Regions from separate parts of the Homo sapiens genome. Here region 2 is linked to region 1. A link is a loop called in an ENCODE intact Hi-C map of the cell type or tissue named here. Cell type or tissue: HCT116. All regions are shown on one strand.

What was found. Hi-C counts contacts between places; a loop is a spot of excess contacts. Peaks named below come from ENCODE experiments on the same cell type or tissue, not always from the same donor. Only the 100,000 strongest peaks of a DNase experiment are listed, where the experiment ranks them.
Region 2: it touches region 1 in a loop (3-fold over the local background); 6 of 110 quality-filtered maps call a loop at or near these places.

What each region holds. Positions count from the first base shown.
Region 1 is chr14:55,863,659-55,866,158 of GRCh38, forward strand. No RefSeq gene overlaps it. Among named protein-coding and RNA genes, the nearest start is that of LINC00520, 68 kb to the left of the region's middle. RefSeq lists an enhancer at 1,790-2,290. In HCT116, a CTCF peak has its summit at 1,297 (motif pointing right); a DNase peak (open chromatin) is centred at 1,311.
Region 2 is chr14:56,332,398-56,334,897 of GRCh38, forward strand. All of the region lies in intron 5 of LINC02284 (long intergenic non-protein coding RNA 2284), which reads left to right. Among named protein-coding and RNA genes, the nearest start is that of LINC02284, 23 kb to the left of the region's middle. In HCT116, no CTCF peak of the experiment used is centred here; a DNase peak (open chromatin) is centred at 1,443.

The DNA of each region.
Region 1 (2,500 bases):
TTTATTCTTCTCTAATTTTATTATTCACCCAAAAGTCATTCAGGAGAAGGTTGTTTAATTTCCATGTAATTATATGGCTGTGAGCAATTTTCTTAGTTTTGATTTCTATTTTTATTGCATTCTGCTCTGAGAGTGTAATTGGCATGATTTTTAAAAAATTGCTGAGAACTGTTTTATGCCTGACTGTGTGGTCAATTTTAGAGTATATGCCATGTGGTAATGAGAAGAATGTATATTCTGTTGTTTTTAGGTGGAGAGTTCTGTAGATGTCTACTAGGTCCATTTAGTTAAGTATTGAGTTCAGGTTCTGAATATCTTTGTTAATTTTCTGCCTCGAGGATCTGTCCAATCCTGTAAGTGGGATGTTGAAGTCTCCCACCATTATTGTGTGGGAATCTAAGTCTCTTCATAGGTCTCTAAGAACTTGCTTTATGAATCTGTGTGCTCCTGTGTTGGATACATATATACTTAGGATAATTAGGTTTTCTTGTTGAATTAAGCCCTTTGCCATTATGTAATTTCCTTCTTTGTCTTTTTTGATCATTGTTGGTTTAAAGTCTATTTTGTCTGAAATTAGGATTGCAACCCTTGATATTTTCTGTTTTCCATTTGCTTGTGCCATTTTCCTGTCTTTATTCCCTGTCTCTTTCAGGGATGCCAATGAGTCATAGATTTGATCTGTTTACATAATCCCATATTTCTTGGAGGTTTTGTTTATTCCTTTTCATTATTTTTTCTTTATTTTTGTCTGATGGTCTTATTTTAGAAAGCCAGTCTTCAATCTCTGAGATTCTTTCCTCAGCTTGGTCTATTCTGCTGTTACTACTGCAATTGCATTATGAAATTCTTGTAGTGTATTTTTTAGCTCTATCAGATCAGTTAGGTTCTTTTTTACACTGTTTTGTCTGTCAGCTCTTGAATCGTTTTATTGTGATCCTTAGATTCCTTTGATTGGGTTTTGATGTTTCCCTTAATCTTGATCTTCATTCCTATTCATATTCTGAATTTTATTTCTGTTGTTTCAGCCATCTCAGCCCAGTTAAAAACCCTTGCTGGAAAACTAGAGAGGTTGTTTGGAGGAATGAAGACACTTTGGTCTTTTGAATTGCCTGGTTCTTTCTCATCTCTGCATGTGGGTGTTCCTTTAACTGTGGTGTAGATTGAGTACACTCAATAGACTTCTTTTCTGGATGTTTTCAGAGGGTGAGGCTTTGTGCAGGGTCTTTGTAGCGGAATTCTTGTTGGTTTCACAGTGGGTTATGTTTGCAAAGTATTTTTGGTGTTGAAGTTTGGGGTTTGATCCACTAGGTGGCACTTAAGTATAATGAGCCCCCAGGCTCTTTGTTTCTTCCCCAGACCAAGGACAGCATGGGCAGAACCGCTGCTGTGGCCGCGACAGAGGGGCTGTCGGTTGCCTCTGGGAGTCTCTCCCCAGGGACACCCAGAGCCACTGCCAGTGGGTGCGCTCAGCCAGGGCAGCTGTTCTGCGATCCCGAGCTGGCGGCCCTGCCTGGTGGAGAGGGCAGGGTAGGGGCTCCCCGGGAAGACGGGCTAGACTCCTTTCTGTATGGTGGCTGCTGTGTGCTGGAGGTCCCAGCCTAGAGACTAGGCCTTTTGTTCTTAGGTTGACTCCGGCATTTCTTCCTGGGAGAAATGCTGGGCTGCCTCTGATTGAAGTGTTTCCGCAGGCAGGGTGGCTGTCCTGGCGTCCCAGGTTAGGCGGCCCCCAGTCCGTGAGAAGTGAGGGTGGGACCTGCATAGGGAGGGGAACAGTCCTGCCGCTTTTCCGTGAGGCAGCTGCTCTGTGCTAGGGGTCCGTACCATCCCCTGTCCCAACAGACTTTCTAGGCCGGCCCTCCCTCTGGGAGCTCTTCCCCAGGGAGGCGAGGAGCTGCTACTGGCCCGATTGCCCTGGAGGGGGTGGGGGTGAGGGGACTGCCGGGGGTGGTGGGTGGAGTCCCAGGTTGAGAGGTCTTGCCCAGTGAGGAAAAATGGGGTGGAGGACCCATGTAAAAAACGATCTGAATGCTTTTTTATAGGGCAGCTGCACTGTGCCGGGGGGCCAGTCAGTCCCTCATCACCCTGGGCTCTCCAGTGCCTGAAGGCAGCAACAGCAAAGGCTGCAAAACAGCAAAGATGGTGGCCCACCCCTCCCTCCGGGAGCTCCCTCTCAGGGAGGCGTGGAGCTGCTACCATGGTCACATGTGGCTGGAGTTCCAGGTCAGTGGGTCTTACCCCACCAGGTGCCGTGGAAGTGAGGCCTGCAGACTGTCTCTGCTCAGCCCCTTGGATTCAGCCCCTTTCCCTTAAGGGAGCCTAACCTACCCCTTTGCCAGAGCTGTGGCTGCTAATCCTGGGATGCCCGGGGACCAAAGGCTCCTAGGACCCTGATCAGTGGCTCTGCCCAGACTCCACCTAGCTCTGTGTGTCAGAGTGAACCCTGGTAGTAGGTTCATGAGGGGGACCTCCTGACCTCAGCGTTGCAAAGGTCTGTGGAAGA
Region 2 (2,500 bases), 470 kb after region 1:
GTAATGGTGGTGAGAGAATCTTGTACTAACTAAATAGTATCACTCACACTATGTGCTTGAAGTCGAAACCAAGGCTTAAACTTCCAGGAGTGGTTCTTTAGTTGTGGGCTTAAAATGTACACACAGGGTCTCACATATTGTCCCTGGGTTAAAATTTTTGTAAAATAAGTGTCATTTTTCTCTCTATGGGACACAGATAGAAGTGGTCAGGATGTTACAGGGAAGTGTATTCTTTCCTATTATCAAAGGGGTGATAATGCCCAGTTATTGTCCTGGCAGTTGGACCTCTGCTCTGCTGTCCTTAAAAGTGAGTGGAGGCCAAGTGCAGTTTCTCACGCCTGTAATCCCAGCACTTTGGGAGACTGAGGTGAGTGGATCACTTGAGGTCAGGAGTTCGAGACCAGCCTGGCTAACATGGTGAAACCCCATCTCTACTAAAAATACAAAAATTAGCCAAGCGTGGTGGCACATGCCTGTAGTCCCAGCTACTTGGGAGACTGAGGCAGGAGAATCGCTTGAATCCGGGAGGTGGAGGTTGCAGTGAGCTAACATCACGCCACTGCACTCCAGCCTGGGTGACAGGGTGAGACTCCGTCTCAGAAAAAAAAAAAGAAGTGAGTGGCAAGAAAATATAGTAATAAGCACTGACATGGCGCTTACCACGTGCCAAATTCTATTCTTTATGTTTATGGATATTACCTTATTCAATCCCCACCATAACCCTATGGAGTGAACGTTATCCTCACTCCATAGGATGAGGATATTATTATCCTCTTTTTTAAACCACTTTTTATGTGCAATATCTACCTTTAAAAATATCTATTAGTAAACAGCTGAATTATAAAAAATCAATTTCACTCCAGCAAACCTCGAGTGCCCAAGGCCGACAACAAATGACTCAGCGAGTAAAATAAAGGTAGAACAAAGCAACAAGGACAAGTAAGACTTTAAGTGATTATTATTACCTCATTTTTACAGATGCTAAAGGTTAAGATGCAAGAACACGAGTGTCAAGTTCTGGTTCCAGACTACATGCTCGTGGCCACTACACTCTGCTGCTGCCTCATATTCTATATGCCTTGTACACTGTAACTCCACTGAAGTGCTGGTGGTGGTGGCGTGTGTGTGTGAGAGGGAGAGAGAGAACTGGGGCATCGGGAGGCCCCTAGCCCTCACACCTACCAGCCCAGCCACTGTGCAGAATGCAGGGATGAGTTGTTTCATTTCAGGTGTTCACTCTGCTTTTTGCAGAACATATTGTCCCTTGAAGGATATTAATACAGGAAATGAATAAAGAGTGGCTTCAAAACAAATTTGAGACCAGGACAGCTTCCATCTTATGTGTTTCAGATAAATAAGCCCTTACAGTAATCAACTCTTCAGGGCCAGACCTCTCTCCCTGGAATATGAAGTGCTCCAGCACACTGTAAACAACAGTGATGTGACTCATTTCCTGAACTGTGTCGTGGCCATCTGCTCAAATATCTGCCTTCCTTTTCCTGTATTCTAATGATACAGCAACTCTATGGACAATTATGTAGCCATTAAAAATGGCAATTTAAATTTTCAAAGTTAAAATGCATAACAATGTGGGGAAAATGCCTATAATACAATGTTAAGTGAAACAATTGCACACAAGAGGTGCATGTATGTAAAATGTGTATGCACGAGGCCAAGGCCTAGAAGGACATGGAAAAGGAAGCTTGTTTTCAAAAACTGGAGACTTCTTTTTTAAAGTTTCACATATACTTTTAAAATTAGAAATAAAGCAAGACGCTTCGTTGTGCAATTTCACTGCCATCAACTACAAACATAATGTTTACATACCGACCCAGTTTTTTTGGAGCTGGGAGGATCTCTAAGATTGATAAAAAATAGTTATTAAAATGGCAGATTTTTCTGGATATGGGAAAACTTATCATAAGAGAAGTATGTCGTTTCCTTATCCTGTTTGAAATTTTTTAATGGTTGGAGAACTTGTGAGGAAGGAGATTAAGAATGAAACAGTAATCTTTTCTTTAAAATGTTATCTCACACCAGATACAGAGAATAAATGAGCAGTTTCCAATCCTTTTTAGGAAGGAGGCAGGACATAAATAAACAAAATATGGACTACATGAAATATAACTTAAGCAATCTCCCTAGATACATTTTTCAATAAACCTAAAATCTATTAGGTATTTTTGTAGTTCTTCATTTCCTTTACTCACTTAAAGTCTTACTTGTCCTTGTTGCCTTGTTCTGCCTTTATTTTACTCACTGAGTCATCTGTTGTCAGCTTTGGGTACTTGAGGCTTGCTGGAGTGAAAAGAATTTTTTATAATTCAGCTCTGTTTACTAATACATCTTTTTTAAGGTAGATATTGCACGTAAAAAGTGTTTTTTTTTTTTTAAAATCAGCCAATGCCCTTGTGAAGCTACTTCATTTGCTCTGTTGGTCCAGGTCAGCTAAGTTTCCCACACATCTTTAGTATTGATGCATCAAAGGACTTAGTGAAAT